Linked DNA regions of Homo sapiens: region 2 is linked to region 1. The links are chromatin loops, found by intact Hi-C in ENCODE. Cell type or tissue: IMR-90. All regions are shown on one strand. Links, peaks and the distances in the headings refer to the core of each region. The heading gives the core; the rest is flanking DNA.

Region 1 (8,690 bases), core at 418-8,417:
TCAAAAACCTAACTAAATAATTAAGTCCTACTTAAACTTAAAAACAAGGTTAAAATTCCTGCAATATTTAACAACTACATCACCTAAACAAGCAAAATGAGTCTTTGCAAGTTAATCATTTTGTTTTTCTTTCTTTCTAAAACATAGCTGGGGCTGGATGCAGTGGCTGGCTCACACTGTAATGCCAGCACTTCAGGAGGCTGAAACGGGAGGACTGCTTGAGGTCAGGAGTTAGAGATCAGCCTGGGCAACATAGCAAGACCCCATCACCATGTTTAGCTATTTCCAGAGGGGAGCAAAATCAGCTAATATAGTGTGGTAACAATTGGATAGAAGAAGACAATGCCTGCTTAGTGAGACAGTAATCTCAAAGAGTGAACTACAACTACAATCATCCCACCTAAAATTTTAAACTCAGCTGGACATGGTGGCCCACACCTGTAGTCCCAGCTTGCTGGGAGGCTGATGAGGTGGGAGGACTGCCTGAGCCCAGGAGTTCGAAGCTAAAGTGAGCTACAATCACATCACTGTACTTCAGTCTAGGTGACAAAGCAAGACCCTACCTCAAAAAATTAAAATAAAATTAATGAACTAAAATAAAATAATAAAATAAATAAAACATGAATTTGGTTTAAGGGACATTCTGTTAAAAGTTTGTGTTGTTCTCCTTATTCGGTGTGCTATTTAAAAAAAAAAAGGCAAACTTGTTTTTCCTGCCAGATAAAGACATAAGGTGGAAATAAACTGGCATATTTTTATTCCTAGGTTAGGGAAGCTCTAGCCTTCGGGTTGATTTCATTCAGGTTTCAGGGTGCTAGAGCTTTGCGCCTTTCTGGTGACTCTCATGGTTGCCAAGAAGACTGCACCTAGTTTCCTGCCCTCTGAAAGCCAAAACGTGCCATTTCCCTTAAACCCTGATCATGGTAAAATTAGCATCTTTAGCGCTCCCCTTTATGGGCCCTGTCTTTATTTCAGTATGAGGCCCCCTTCTTAGATTCATGTAGAAAATATAGTCAGGCCTTCTATATGCTCATCTATGCCTAGTGCTAATCCTTAGTGATATGGGGGGGCCAAGTTGCCCAGCCTAGCTCTTGAGGAGTGTTCTTGACCAATCCTGGCCCTTTACTCTTCCAGCTCATGAAAGTCATGAACCCTGATGGGATTTTAACAGGAATACCTACAGATTGATTTGGGGAGAGATGACAACTTTACAAGACAGGTCGGCCCAGAAAAAGCCAGGCCTGGAAGTTCAGGCAGACCCACTAGGCCACAAGAAAATTGGGGCTAAACAATCATTTCATCTAAATTTTTCAATGTATTGGCATAAAGAAGTTAATAGTTTCTTATCTCTTTAATAGTACAGCATCTGTAGTTACGTCTTCTTTTGTATTTCTAATATTATTTGTGCCTTCTCTTTTTTTAATTTTTAAAATTAATTTCGCCAGGTTTGTGTATGTTATGTTTATTTTTTCCTTTCATACGTATATCAATGTATTCATCAATCAAATACTTACTAAATATATACTGTTAGGGTACAAAGCCAGACAAGGCCAGGCGTGGTGGCTCATGCCTGTAATCTCAGCACTTTTGGAGGCCAAGGCAGGTAGATCACCCAAATTCATGAGTTCAAGACCAGCCTGATCAACACAGTGAAACCCCATCTCTACTAAGAATACAAAATTATCCAGGTGTGGCGGTGCATGTCTGTAATCCCAACTACTTGTGAGGCTGACGCAGGAGAATCGCTTGAACCCTGGAGGTGGAGGGTACAGTGAGCTGAGATCGCGCCATTGCACTCCAACCTGGGCAACAAGAGTAAAACTCCGTCTTGGAAAAACAAAACAAAACAAAACCAGACAAGACATAGTTTCTACCCTCAAGAGATTCCAGTCTGATTTGAGAAAAATATACGAAAATAGAAAATGGCCACATAATATGATAAAAATCACAAAGAGATAGCATAGAGGGAATATGCCTAATGAGGGAGGGGATCAGCAAATAAAACTTCATGAGAAAATTAGTTTAAAACACTACCAGTTAGAATCCTAGCCAATCAATTTTCCTCCATCAAATTAATTTAATCCCTTCCATCTATTTACATCTTGGCCAAATATTTACTTAACATTTTTATGTTTTTAGAGGATTTATAACGTCCTAATCTACCCCTAGACACTTGGCAAAAATGATGAAGCTGCTCCAAGACAGCCTGAGATCATACTGTTCAAGTACATGGCTCTGGAGCTTGGAGGAATTCTGCCTTTAAGATCTGCTCAGCAACCTTTTGTTACAAACTAAAAACATCTCAGTTTGGGCAACCAAATCAACATTTTTAGGAATTCGCTAAGGCCCCTAAAGACAGAACTGGTTCAGAGTAGTCAAAAGTTCTTCCAAACTTACACACATTGACACAATTGGTGAAATATATTTGTGTAAGAGCTCATGTCTTAGAAATTTTTACCAAGCCCTATTTTATTCTCAGGGAAAGACTGACAGACACACTAACGCAGAGACTCCAATCTCTGGACCTTGGTTCACTTTTGAAGCAACAAAGAGCTTGAAAAAACATTCCCTGAGGCCTCCTCCTACTGTAACACCAGGATAATAAGAGTATTACGCCCAAGTATTAACACAAATGGGTGACCGAAAAGACTTATCTACTTTATTCTCATGTCCCAATGACTTGTTAGATACAAACCTCTCTGGTTTGCCTTAGAGTCCCAGAAAAAGACCTGAAGTAAGATTTTGAAGAAGAACAAAAAGTCAAAGGAACCCATCACACTTACATCCTCCCATTTCAAAACAGAAGAAAAGAACAGGAAATAGGTTTTCCAGGGAGAAGAATCTGGTTTCAGCTTTGGACGTGCCAATCACAAGTAAATGGCCGATATGGTTTGGCTGTGTCCCCACCCAAATCTCATCTTCAATTGTAGCTTGCAGAATTCCCACACGTCCTGGAAGGGACGCAGTGGGAGGTAATTGAATCATGGGGGTGAGTCTTTCCCATGCTGTTCTCGTGATAATAAATCAGTCTCATAAGATCTGACAGTTTTATAAGGGGTAGTTCTCCTACACAAGCTCTCTTGCCTGCCTCCACTTAAGACATGGCTTTGTTTCTCCCTTGCCTTCCGCCAGGATTGTGAGGCCTCCCTAGCCATGTGGCACTGTGAGTCAATCAAACCTCTTTCCTTTATAAATTACCCAGTCTCGAGTATGTCTATATTAGCAGTGTGAAAACAGACTAATACAATGGCAAATGCAGGAATGTAAATGGAGAGACAAAATGAAGATTTGAACATTCGAGCTGAGGGCAGTATCTGAGGATTTACCATTCTCTACTGGCTTTCAAATACCTAACAATTAGCATATTCTACAAACTGCACAAGCAAGGGTAGGGGTTATTATACTGCCTCTTCTCTAGCAATATTTTGGAACAAACATCTTCCCCTTATTTATCCTTTGTGGATACTGTGCAAGGCAAGGCAAAATGTCACAGTATAGAGGCAGTACAGAGAAAATAATATCCAAATGAAAAATAGGATACCTAGGTCCCCTGGCTATTTGTATAAAAAGACTAATAAAACGATAAAAAAAAAAAAAAAAAAAAAAAGGCCGGCACGGTGGCTCACACCTGTAATTCCAGCACTTTGAGAGGCCAAGGTGGATGGATCACCTGAGGTCGGGAGTTCAAGACCAGCCTGACCAACATGGAGAAACCCCGTCTCTACTAAAAATACAAAATTAGCCAGGCGTGGTGGCATATGCCTGCAATCCCAGCTACTCGGTAGGCTAAGGCAGGAGAATCGCTTGAACCCGGGCGGGGGGAGGTTGCGGTGAACCAAGATCATGCCATTGCATTCTGGTCTGGACAACAAGAGCGAAACTCTGTCTCAAAAAAAGGAAAAGAAAAATAGGAGACCTAGATTCAAATTCTGACTTTGCTCACTAAGGAGCAAAATTACCCTAATAAAGTCTCTAGACTGTGGTTTACTTTTTAAACAACTAAGGGCTTGGGAAAAAGAATCCCTGAGGCTGCTTCCTACTGTAACACTGTAAGAGTATTAATGCCAAAATATTAACACAAATGGACAAATAAAAATAAATTCAACTGGATACTCACTTGGACACATTGCCCACTACTATTGTTTTCTTTACAAAAAGTCGTGAAGTCTCATCTGTGAGATCAGCATTCCGCTGTTCTGTTTTATGGGAGCCAGTAATTCTAGAAGTATCCTGAAAAAAATCATAATCAACATCCATTCTCATTTTGAACAACTTTCAATAGGACAGAAACCACAAAATTGTAAAAAGTATAAATGGAATAACTAAGTTTTTTTAAAAAATTACAAAATTTTCTGGCTTTGTAGCACCTCTCAAAGCATTAAAAAAGTTACTATAAATGCTGCCTTAATTTATACAAAGTTTATATACTGTAACTCCCGGTGTGTTTTTAATAGTCACATACATCTGCTTTGAATATGCAAATAGGATTTGGAAGGATACACAAAAAACTATTACAGTGGTTACTTCTGGGAAACAGGAATAGAAAGAGAGAAAGGGGTCAATGGAATTTACCCTCTTTTTAACCTTTTATAATATTCAAAACTGTTCAATGAGAAATAAGTGCCTGGTACATAGTAAATGCTAAATGTTTGCTATATAAATACATATAGAAATGATCACATATTGTATAAAACATGTTAAGTTTCTATGACCATTATGCCCTAAATTCTATTTTTTGAGACAGAATCTCGCTCTGTCAACCAGGCTGGAATGCAATGGCACGATCTCGGCTCATTGCAATCTCCGCCTCCTGGGTTCAAGCGATTCTCCTGCCTCAGCCTCTCGAGTAGATGGGATTACAGGTACCCGCCACTAAGCCCAGGTAATTTTTGTATTTTTAGTAGAAATGGAGTTTCACCATGTTAGTCAGGCTGGTCTCAAACTCCTGACCTCTGGTGATCCCCCACTTGGGCTCCCAAAGTGCTGGGATTACAGGCGTGAGCCACCACGCCCAGCCTCCTAAATTCTTTTTAACTAAAAAAAAGAAAAACACATGTAATATTTGCTCAGGAATAATACTGGAAAGGTAAGGTAAATCCAAACAGTGAAGAGTTCTGATTTTGGGGGTGGCAGCCTCACGAATGAACTTTTCTATTCTTTTTTACTTTTCTGTATTTAACAATTTTCAAAAAATGAACACATATGAATTTATAATCTGAAAAATAAATACAAACATATTTTTATCAAAAATAAATCAAACCCTTGACATCTAAGTATGTGGAAAGTAACTTGGAAATTTTCTGTATCACAGTCAACACCTGGCTGAGAAAAATCGCTGCTCTAATCCAATAATGACTCTATAGCCAAATATTTTTCAAGAAGTTCAGAGTAGCTTGAGATGGGAGCTCAAATTACAAACTGGCATGATCAAAGAGCAATGTTTTTCAATTCTGTTTATTTGTCAAATTTCCTCCATCTACTAAAGTACTAAAGCATCTTAGAATATAAAGTCTCACAGAGGAAACCGTTGAAGAACGGCTGCTCTCGAGAGAATAAACACGACAGAGTTGAAAGACCTTGAGCAAGATCACGGAATTGCCGAGCTAGAAGGTTTCTTTCACACCTACGTAAACAGCATCCAGGAGCTGTGCTGTGCACAGAATCTCCAGGCTGTAAAATTAGAAACACTCAGGTTTAAGTCGGGCGCGGTGGCTCACGCCTGTAATCCCAGCACTTTGAGAGGCCGAGGCAGGCAGATCATGAAGTCAGGAGTTCGAGACCAGTCTGGCCAACAGGGTGAAACCTCGTCTCTACTAAAAATACAAAAAATTAGCCAGGCGTGGTAGCACATGCCTCTAATCCCAGCTACTTGGGAGGCTGAGACAGGAAAATAGCTTGAACCTGGGAGACAGAGGTGGCAATGAGCCGAGATTGCGCCACTGCACTCCAGCCTGGGTGATAAAGCGAGACTCCGTCTCAGAAAAAAAAAAGAAACACTTAGGTTTAATTCGCAGTTCTGACACTTTTGGGCAAGTAAAACCAAATCAAGATTTGGTTTCCCGCTGGGCGCAGTGGCTCACGCCTATAATCCCAGCACTTTGGGAGGCCGAGGCGGGAAGATCACGAGGTCAGGAGATCGAGACCATCCTGGCTAACACGGTGAAATCCCGTCTCTACTAAAAATATAAAAAAATTAGCCGGGCGTGGTGGCACACACCTGTGGTCTCAGCTACTCAGGAGGCTGAAGCAGGAGAATGGCGTGAACCCGGGAGGCGGAGGTTGCAGTGAGCCATGATCCTGCCACTGCACTCCAGCCTGGGCAACAGAGCAAAACTCTGTCTCAAAAAAAAAAAAAAAAAAAAAAAAAAAAGATTTGGTTTCCCCATTATAAAAGGAAAACAAACCTATTTCCTAAGATTCCTGTGACAGTTCAGTGAGATAACAAGCGCATACTTTAGTAAATATAGTTCCCTTCTCCTGTGGCTCCCTCCCACATCCACCCATCTATATACCCTTCCAGTATTTCGGCTTGGTCTCTGCTCCATGTTGTTTGAGAGTCTTTCCTCTATATCCATATTGCTGTTATTATCTTTGTCAGATAAGAAGTCATTGTGCTGAGATAAAGAATCACTTTCTGAATGATTGGCTGATGGTGTTTCTGCTCTCTGATTGGCAGGAGATGATGACCTAGATGGTGATTCCAAAAATTTCTTGATAGCAGGATGATTAAAAACCATTGTATCACATGTCTTTGATCCCTACAAAAAATGAAAGCAAGCAAATAAATTTTTAATCAAATCCATCAAAAGCAGGCAAAAATCTGATCTCTCCAAAACCTTATCTATTACAGGATCATGCTTAAAATCTTTCAAAATCTCCCCACATCCATAAAATGATATCCCAACCCCTTAGCACAGCCTGAACCAACCAAACAAAAACTAGAATGATGAATAATTATGTAAAGTTTCTAACACTAACAGCTAGAGATGTAGGGTCTTCCGGAGGTAAATGAGAAATAATATATGTTAACACAGAAAATAAAATCTGACTTTAAAAGTCTCACATTGCTTTACACAAACATATCAACTGCTCTAAATAAAATATCCCTGAAAGAAATATAAAAATACAAATAAAAAGCTGTATATATAAAATGGTCCCCACATAAGAGTAAAATGTAATAGAGAATATTTTTGAATGACTAATACTGATTGTATTAAGTTTGCCTTCAGTTCAGTATAGACATCTATGGAATTTTTCTGTGTCTTAGTTACTTGCATACAAAATACAGTGTATTCTGTTATTATGTGATAACACTGTAGTTATGTTCCTAGGAAGCCTAGCTTTTAAAAACTGTGTTATTAAACTAATGGTTCTAGAGAGAAAAAAGGAGGTAGAAGCTAGTCTTTCAAAGCAACAAAGTTCTTGAATTTCAATAATAAAGGTTTTTCAGAGCTATAAATGTTTTGCCACTGAAAACTAAAAATAATTAAATGGTTGATCACGAGACAAAAGCATACCTAAATATCCCTGAATAAATCCTAATCAAAACATAAGAGGATAAAATCAGCATATTTCCAGACTATCAAATAGCACAGATCAGAACTGCTAACAATTCAAAGACAGAATCATTGCTCATGTAATCAAGTTAAGGTGAAGTCAATGAAGTCCTCCTCGCTTATAAGAAGAGGGAAACTTGGACACAGACACACAGAGAAGACACACACAGAGGGAAAACAGCCACATCATTGACAGGCAGAAATTACAGCCGGGAAATACTAAGGATTGGCAGCAACCTCAAGAAGCTAGGAAGAGGCAAGGAAAGATTCTTCCCCGGAGCCTTAGGAGGGAGCACTGCCCTGTTGACACCTTGATTTTGGACTTCTAGACTTCATAATAGTGAGATAATAAACCCGTCCTTTTACATCACGAAGCTTATGGTAGGTAATTTGTTATGGTAGCCCTAGGAAAATGAATACGATTCTAACATGCATCTGGGAAACTGTGCCACACTAAAAGAAGCACCTGTCTACCGTTTAAAATTCAACTCAAATAATGCTCTAGTTTCTATAAGACAGCATCAGGAGCAGCACCAATACCAGGTGTCCCTAGAGCACCAAGGGTAACATGAAGGCCTAAACATGACAAGCACCATTTACTGTTACCCTCCAGCCCTTCCCTGGTTCCCAGTGAGCCAGCACTGCTCCAGAGGTGATTCAGCTGAGACTAATTCCAGCTGAAAACACTTAGGAAAAAGAAAGTAAAAAGAGAAAAAAACGAAAGTTATGCTGAAATTATCAAAATATCAAATAGGAAGAAATACTCCTATTTCAGGTCAATCCTAACCCCTATGCCTGAATTTAGACAGATTACTAGGATAAAAGAGCAGATATTTTTCATTTACATGTCAAAAACTAAATTGGGAAAAAACATTCCTTTATAATTGGAATAATCTAGTGGTGATCACATTAACCAAGTGGTCAAACTTAGTATCACCAGCAGGACAACCTGGAACTAGGTGCCTGCTGATATGCTAGAATATCAAGTACACAGCATCACTACGAAGTATTCTTGCCAGAAATATTTAACCCAAATCTATATATAATATATATAATAACCAAGCCTTTAGACTTAACTTCCAGTTTACAAGAAAACAGGATGAAAAAGTAATCCAAGGAAAACATAAATCCAAA
Region 2 (8,690 bases), core at 323-8,322, 50 kb before region 1:
TGAGACAGAATCTTGCTCTGTCGCCCAGGATGGAGTGCAATGGCACGATCTCGGCTCACTGCAACCTCCGCCTCCCGGGTCCAAGCGATTCTCCTGCCTTAGCCTCCCGAGTAGCTGGGACTATAGGCACGCACCACTGCACCTGGCTAATTTTTGTATTTTTAGTAGAGACGGGGTTTCACTATGTTGGCCATGTTGGCCAGGCTGGTCTCCAACTCCTGACCTCAGGCAATCCACCCACCTTGGCTTCCCAAAGTGCTGGGATTACAGACGTGAGCGACCACTCCTGGCCTTATTGTTCATTTTCTTATGTAACCTTAATTTCTTTGTGAAAAGAGAGAAACTACATGTAAATATGTAAATAAATGCCATAATCACCCCATATTTGGGGTGTGTGCATGGGCGTATTTACCTGTGTAAACAATGTGGTTTTCTGTCCAGAGATGACTTTTAGCGTTTGTTGTCCTTGTGCAGAAGATGTGCTGACTCCCAGTGTTCCTTGGACCACTGACCCAGTGGTGAGTTGTTTTCCAGAAGTCTGGGGTGATGGCTGGCCAACTAAAAATGTGCCCTAAGTTAGAAAAAAATATAAAGAACTAATCGGTAATTTGTTAAATTCAGATGGGCTGTTCTGATCCCTTAAATCACATGTAACGTCCCATGTTACAAGCTACAACGCTCTCCCCTTTAATTCTGCAATGTAGGCAAAATAATTCAAAAGAATAGTTGTGCTCTAAGTGTTACTTCCATTAGTTATCCCCACTTCTCAAACTTTGCACTGTAGTTACAGAGCAGCCTGTTGAAAACTCATGTTTTGCAACTTAGTCCTCAAAACTGGATTTAATCATTCAGACTGATATCATCTTTCTCAATAAGAACATCTGGAACCAAAATTCTATTACTTTCCTTCAAAAAGAGCCAAGACTTCAGTGACAAGAGGAGACGAGGAGGAAACCTGTTCCTAATCAAATCTAACTTAACTCTAAATATTACAACTTGATACCATCTCTTTGATCACTCCCTTCTATGAGCAACTTTTCAACTGTACATTAATACTGTTTATTACCTCATGGATTTTGGAGGCAATTAGCATAGTAGAAATCTTTAAGGCAGGAAGATCTGGGTTTAAACCCAAATTCTTTTCCTTTTTTTTTTTTTTTGAGACAGAGTCTCACCCTTTTCCCCCAGGCTGGAGTACCATGGAGTGATCTTGGCTCACTGCAACCTCTGCCTCCCGGGTTCAAGTGATTCTCCTGCCTCAGCCTTCCAAGTAGCTGGGATTACAGGCATGCACCACCACACCCGACTGATTTTTGTATTTTTAATAGAGACAGGGTTTCACCATGGACCAGGCTGGTCTTGAACTCCTGACCTCAGGTGATCTGCCTGCCTCGGCCTCCCAGAATGCTGGGATTACAGGCGTGAGCCACCGTGCCTGGCTTAAACCCAAATTCTACCATTGGCTTGGCAGGAAGATCCTGGATAAGTTACTAAAATCTTTCTCAATCTCTACTTCCTCTTCTCTCAAAGCAAGCAAAAAAGATAAAAACACATAGTTTTTTTTTGAGAAAGGGTCTCACTCTGTCACCCAGCCAGGGTGGAGTGCAGTGGTGCGACCTCAGCTCACTGCAGCCTCAACCTCCCAGGTTCAAGCAATCCTCCCACCTCAACCTTCGGAGTAGCTGGGACTGTAGACGTGCACCACCACGCCCAGCTAATTTTGGTATTTTTAGTAGAGACAGGGTTTTGCCATGTTGCCCAGGTTGGTCTCGAACTCCTGGGCTCAAGCGATCCACCCACCTTGGCCTCCCAAAGTGCTAGGATTACAGGCATGAGTTACCACACCCGGCCAAGATATAGATATAGATAACACGGTTAAGGTGTTAGTATTGAACCCTGATCCCAGAGCCGTAAAGGTAAATCAATTATAATTAAGCATAGTTATCCAATAGCTAAATGATTTAAAATATCAGTTACAGAGAACCAGACCTGGGGAGTTTGCTTGAGGATGTAAGATGTGTAAGTCAGGTGCTGAGATATCCCTCCAGGGCCAGCAGTACTTTGAGTTCCTCCTCCTGCTGTTCCTCCTCCTCCTCCTGTGCTGCCGCCTCCACCGCTGCCACTGCCGCCTCCTCCTCCTCCTCCTCCTCCTCCTCCGGCACCACTCCCACCACTGGCAGCTGAGCCAGACTGGAGATCTAAAAATACAATGAATGACAGCAACATCATAAAAAGTATCAAGCAAAGCTTTAGCATAAAAAACAAATGAGCCCAGAGAGATGTTTCCCTTTTAGTGCCATTCCTTCTTCTTTCCCATTTTCCTCCGTCTTTTCTGTAATCTACCTACCCTGTGACAAGAGTGAGGAGAACTTCCTAGATTTTAGATCAAAATCTATTTCCTTTCAACTGCATGACAACTGACTGTATTTCGGCTCTGAGTACAATGAAGATACTTTGACGTGGTCGTGGGAGATCAAGAGAAGGCTTGCTACTGACATTTTCTAGCCAAGTATTTTTTTGAGACGGAGTCTCACTCTGTCGCCAGGCTGGAGTGCAATGGCAAGATCTTGGCTCACTGCAACCTCTGCCTCCCGGGTTCAAGCGATTCTCCTGCCTCAGCCTCCCAAGGAGCTGGGACTACAGGCGTGTGCCACCATGCCCAGCTAATTTTGTATTTTTAGTAGAGAGGGGGTTTCACCATGTTGGACAGGATGGTCTCGATCTCCTGACCTCATGATCCGCCCGCCTTGGCCCTCCAAAGTGCTGGGATTGCAGGTGTGAGCCACTGCACCCAGCCTCTAGCCAAGTATTTTAATCAACACTTAAATGTGCTCAGCTAGGTGCTTCCCAACTTTTGGGCATCTGATTCAATGTCAGGGAATTGCTGGAATTTAGTGTAACTTTACAGTGCTCGATGTTGTCTCCCTGTCTCAGGAAAAATGAAGACTTTCCTTCATTTACAATGACTCCAGGACCCCATTCTTCTTTGCCTTTCAAATCCCACTTCAAAGCCTTGAAGTCTTTTTACTTCTCTTTTGGTGAGATAATGCATTTGAACTACCTGGACTATGAATATTCACTCAACAAATACTAACTTCCAATTTCCTTCTCCACCTTCATTCCAGTGATTATTGGAATAGCTTCCTTCCCAATGGTTTATTTTTGCACCAAGGATATCACAAGAATCTAAGTAGCTCCCTGGATGACTTCTGAAATATTTACATTGTCCTTTTCTTACACATTTAACTTTTGGACATACCACTGCTTAGGTATGAGGAAAAAACACCAAGTGAGAGTGGAACTGACACATCATGGTCAATGAACGCAAGGATGATGAGCTGACACACTGCATTTTGGCAAGGGCGGTTAACTTCCAATGACCCTGAATGCTGTACCCTTCTACTTCTGATTCAGAGGGAAATAATTTCCTTTTATCCTATCCTTTTCAACACTGCCCAAACGGTTTTTCTCTATATGTCAAAGCAAAAGTTTCTTTAACTGCAGATAAACTGCCTCATTTCCATGGGGCTTTAAGACTTACAAACCTAGGTAGAGTCTGTATTTCTCTTTCCATCTCCAAACCTAGCAGAAGTAAGGAATACATCCAAACCAGCTGTCCCCAAGCTTTGTGGCACCAGGGACCAGTTTCATGGAAGACAACTTTTCCATGAATTGGGACAGGAGGCGGGGGGTGGTTTGGGGAAGAAATTGTTCCACCTCAGATCATCAGGCATTAGATTCTCATAAGGAGCACACAACCTAGATCCCTCGCATGCACAGTTCTCAACAGGGTTCGCGCTCCTGTGAGAATCTGATGCCACTGCTGATCTGACAGGAGGCGGAGCTCAGGCAGTAATGCTTCTTCGTCCATGCTCAACTTCTGCTGTGCGGCCCAGGGGTTGGGGACCCCTGATCTAAATGAAGTCAAACAGACACACTCGATTCCAATCCTATGCCAACCTATCCCCAAAAACAGACTTCCAGCTTCTATAAGTAGATGGATCTTCCCTCAGGTATCACCAGATAATTTTCAGACACCACTTCATTCATGGTTCATGTAGACAGCTTTCTCCCAACAGCCTCACCAGCCATCTCTCTCCAGAGTGATTCATCTCTGATTGCAAACGCTGAGGAGCAAACCCACTTCTAGTTAAATTATCGTATGTGTTAAATCCATCTGAGCAAATGCTACCATTACACCACCCAACAGAGTTACAGAAATGCTTCCTGAAACAGGTAAGAACTGCCCTCAGATGGACAAGATGAACACACATAGAGAACCAAGAACCAAATGATTCAACCCAATGGTTTCACTAACTAGCATTGTTCGTAGCTCGCAGGATGGCTCCTTGAGGGATCAGCAGCAGTTTTCCTTTTCCTGAAGGGTTCTTGCTGTTTGTAGTTAGGTAGAGTTTAGTGCCAGGAGGCAAATTTGCCAAGTTGGCCAAATTAGTGGCTGGTAGCTGCAACGTTGCCATTACTAAAATGGTAAAGGAGAAAAAATTGTAAGATAAATTGAAACTAAGGGCAACACTCTAAAATTAAAATACAAGGCAATAAATTCTTATTTTAGAACACTAACAAGCAATAAATTCAAAGTTTGTTTCCCAGATGCACAATGCTTTAAAGACTGATATTCTTAAATATCTTGCTAATTAAAAAATAATTTATAGACCAGAAGAGCCTGCCAGAGGCTCTTTATATCTGTATATAATAGGATGATCGTACGTCCTGGTTCTGCCCAGAACAGTTCTAGGTTACACCTGTCCCACTATAATTATTAATAATGACTCTTTTTACTCTCCAAAGTACTGTGGTTTGGACGATTAATGAAATAATCACCCTGTCTATGGAGGATTACATATTTTCCCCCATTTGTTTAAAGTCAAAGTTAGGGCAAATGTGTGCTCCTAACTGGCAAGTACCATTGGCCCTCTGTATCTGTGGATTTCACATCCATGGATGTAACCTACCTCAGATAAAAAATATCCATATATTTGGCAGACAAAAGGATGAGTACATCTGTACTGAACATGTACAGACTTTTTTCTTGTCATTATTCCTTAAACAACACAGTGTAACAACTATTTACATAGCATATACATTGTTATTACATTGTTATTTACATTGTTATTAGGTATTAAGATAACCTAGAGATGATATAAAGTAAAGTACATCAGAGGATGTACATAGGTTATACGTAAACAGTACAGCATTTTACACAGGGGACTGTGGATTAGCATCTGTGGATTTTGCTATCTGCAGCAGGGGGTCCTGGAACCAATCCCCCACAGTACTGAGAAATGATTTGTTCGTGTGTGTGTGTGTATGTGGGTGTGTGTGTGTGTGTGTGTAAATTTAAAGCTAAATACTCACAGACCTTTATGTAAAATGTCCCATAAAAAAGAACAAACATTTCAATACACTTCTTACAGCATCAACCTAACTAGGCTTTCCTAGACCAGATCAAATAGCAAATAAAATCACTAGCAAAGGAAATTTTGGACAGAGCTTCTGCTGAAAGGGCTCCCAGTGATGATCCGTTTTACCTGAACCCTGGGATCCACTCTTCTGAGGACCAGCGGCAGTAACCTGGGCCTTGGTTAAGGTCTGCACTGGCTGAGCAACAATGGTTCCTCCACCTCCACTCACAATTGCTTTGGCAACTCCTTGGGTTACAACTTGCTTTGGCCCAACTGCTTTGGAGACAGAAGAGCTGGCCTTGGCTACCAGGATCTGGCCACCACTGATCGCCACAGCCTGCTTCACTGTTGAAGGTAAAGCAGACCCAACTGGTACCCCGACAACCTGTTCAAAACAGAGCAGAGTCCAACGGTGCTTCGAGAGCTCTTAGAACAGCAGTCACCGTTTTGGCAGAGAGCAAAACAAAGGCCTGCACATAATACATGCAGCCTAATTCAGTCATCTAGGAAAGCTACCTACACAGGTGTGAACGGCAACTGTATTTCTTACACTTGGGTATTACAATAATAGAAGCTTAACAATTGTTGTCTTGCCTCAGCTACTTTTTATAATTTACTTTAATAGAAAATTTGGGAAATTCAGAAGTATAAAGAAAAAAGTTTGGCCGGGCGTGGTGGCTCATGCCTGTAATCCCAGCACTTTGGGAGGCCAAGGCAGGAGGAGCATTTGTGGTCAGGAGTTCGAGACCAGCCTGGCCAACATGGTGAAATCCAATCTCTACTAAAAATACAAAAATTAGCTGGGCATGGTGGCACACACCTGTAGTCCCAGCTACTCTGGAGGCTGAGGTAGGAGAATCCCCTGAACCTAGGATGTGGAGGTTGCAGTGAGCCAAGATCATGCCACTGCACTCCAGCCTGGGTGACAGAGTGAGACTCTGTCTAAAAAAAAAAAAAAAAAAAAAAAAAAATTAGCCAGTACAGTGGCACACATCTGTAGTCCCAGCTATTCAGGAGGCTGAGGCAGGGGAGGATCCCTTGAGCCTAGGAGTTCAAGGCTGCACTGAGCCGTGATCACACCACTGCCCTCCAGCCTGGGTGACAGAGCAAGACCCTAAGAAAAGAAAAAAAAAAAAAAAAAAAAAAGGCAAGAATAATATTTAACTATTAAAAAAAAAAAAGACCCCAGTACCCAAATAATGAAAATTAGAAGTATCTAGTTCCAAAAGTAAAATGAATTCTTTTAAGAAAATACTCAGGAGTGTTTTTAAAACAAAGTCAACAGTAGGATGTTAAATTAAACACTGAATGAATGGCAAACTGGAGCAGTGTTTCCCACTCCCAGCACCTTATTTCATAAAAAGAACTTCTCACCAGAAACTAGATGAACAGACTTCCACAAGGTTGGAAGAAATGCAAATGATCTACCTTCTTAAGGCAAAAAAGACAAAATAGGAAGTGCTGTTCACCCATCAGATTGGGGGAAAAAGAGTTTAAAACCAAGAAGTTACTAGAGGCTGTGGGGAAAATAGGAATTTGTGCTCACTGTTGGTAGGAAGATAAATTTGGACAGCCATTCCAGAGAGGCACTGGCCCATCTGCTAAAACTGAAAATTCACATACCCCCGTATAGTAGGAATTGTTTTTAGGAATATATCCTAGAGAAACATACATGCGTTCAAGGGAACATATACAACAATGCCCAACATAGCATTATTTTTACCAAAAACTGTTAGCAACCTTAATGTCTGCAGCATGCAACAACATTCTTAACGTCTACAGATAGAGGAATGGACAAACTGTGGCATAAAACAGACAACGAAAGGTCATACTAAAAATAAATGAACTAGAATTATATATATTAGTGATATATTAGTGTAAACAGACTGGAAAAATAAGAAAGCGAAAAGGGAGTTGCAGAAAAATGTAAGTAGGAATATCTTTTACGTAAACCTTCAAAACACAAACAACATCACGTTTCCTATGACTATGTATTCATGTAATAAGCGCATGGAGTGGAAGGCTACACATCAAAGCCATGACAGTGCTTGTTGCCTCTGGGAAGAACAAAGTGGACTTCAACTTTATCAGAAATGTTTTATTTGGAGAAAAAAGATCTGAAGTAAACATGAATAAGTAAATTTGGGGTGGAGGATATGGGGGTATTGATTACTTAATTCTCTACATATGTTACTGGAATTTTAGAGTATTTCTAAATTTTAAAATAAGATTATTTAGAAGGTAGAATGAAATGATAAAGCATATTCAACTGATAAGTAGGAAATTTTTGTTTTTTTGTTTTTTGTTTTTTTTTGAGACGGAGTCTCGCTCTGTCACCCAGGAAGTGGCGCAATCTCGGCTCACTGCAACCTCCGCCTCACGGGTTCATGCCATTCTCCTGCCTCAGTCTCCCGAGTAGCTGGGACTACAGGCGCCACCACGCCCAGCTAATTTTTTGTATTTTTAGTAGAAACGGGGTTTCACCGTGTTAGCCAGGACGGTCTTGATCTCCTGACCTCGTGATCCGCCCGCCTCGGCCTCCCAAAGTGCTGGGATTACAGGTGTGAGCCACCGCACCCGGCCAGAAGTTTTAAATTAAAATATTACTATACCATACACGGTTTCTGTTCAAAGACTGTGAGTTCAGTAAAATACATTTACCATGCAGTTGGATAATATAGCTGATATAAAGAAAACAGTCCCTTGGCTGGGTATGGTGGCTCGCGCCTGTAATCCCAGCACTTTAGGAGGCTGAGGCGGGCGGATCACAAGGTCAAGAGATTGAGACTGTCCTGGCCAACATGGTGAAACCTCATCTCTACTAAAATTACAAGGAATGAGCTGGGCGTGGTGGTGGGCACCCCAGCTACTCGGGAGGCTGAGGCAGCAGAATCGCTTGAACCTGGGAGTCGGAGGTTGCAGTGAGCTGAGATCGTGCCACTGCACTCTAGCCTGGCGACAGAGCAAGACTCTGTCTAAACAATAAATAAATAAAATGAAAACAGTCCCTTAATCAAATATTATAAACTATAGCGTCACAAAGAGGAAACAGTGCAGGTTTCGGTAAGCAGACAGATCTGGTTTTCCAGGTTAGTTATTTTTAGTTAGTAGCTAGGTAAGTTATTTAACCTCTCTTGAGTTTTACCATCAATCCCCTCATCTATAAAATATGGGTAACATTTACCCTCCGAATCATGAAGCAAAATGAGAAAAAGTATATAGGATGCCTAGCTAACATGACAGCTGTTGCTGCTCATCACAACACTT

What was found. Peaks named below come from ENCODE experiments on the same cell type or tissue, not always from the same donor. Only the 100,000 strongest peaks of a DNase experiment are listed, where the experiment ranks them.
Region 2: it touches region 1 in a loop (1.8-fold over the local background); 2 of 110 quality-filtered maps call a loop at or near these places.

The regions. Positions count from the first base shown.
Region 1 is chr3:183,719,959-183,728,648 of GRCh38, reverse strand. YEATS2 (YEATS domain containing 2) reads right to left here. Exons shown (of 31, transcript NM_018023.5): 5 at 6,513-6,758; 6 at 4,118-4,230. Among named protein-coding and RNA genes, the nearest start is that of YEATS2, 27 kb to the right of the region's middle. In IMR-90, for the core only: no CTCF peak of the experiment used is centred there; no DNase peak of the experiment used is centred there.
Region 2 is chr3:183,769,423-183,778,112 of GRCh38, reverse strand. YEATS2 (YEATS domain containing 2) reads right to left here. Exons shown (of 31, transcript NM_018023.5): 16 at 5,550-5,808; 17 at 4,319-4,480; 18 at 1,990-2,198; 19 at 413-571. Among named protein-coding and RNA genes, the nearest start is that of YEATS2-AS1, 37 kb to the left of the region's middle. In IMR-90, for the core only: no CTCF peak of the experiment used is centred there; a DNase peak (open chromatin) is centred at 3,332; H3K27ac peaks cover 743 bases.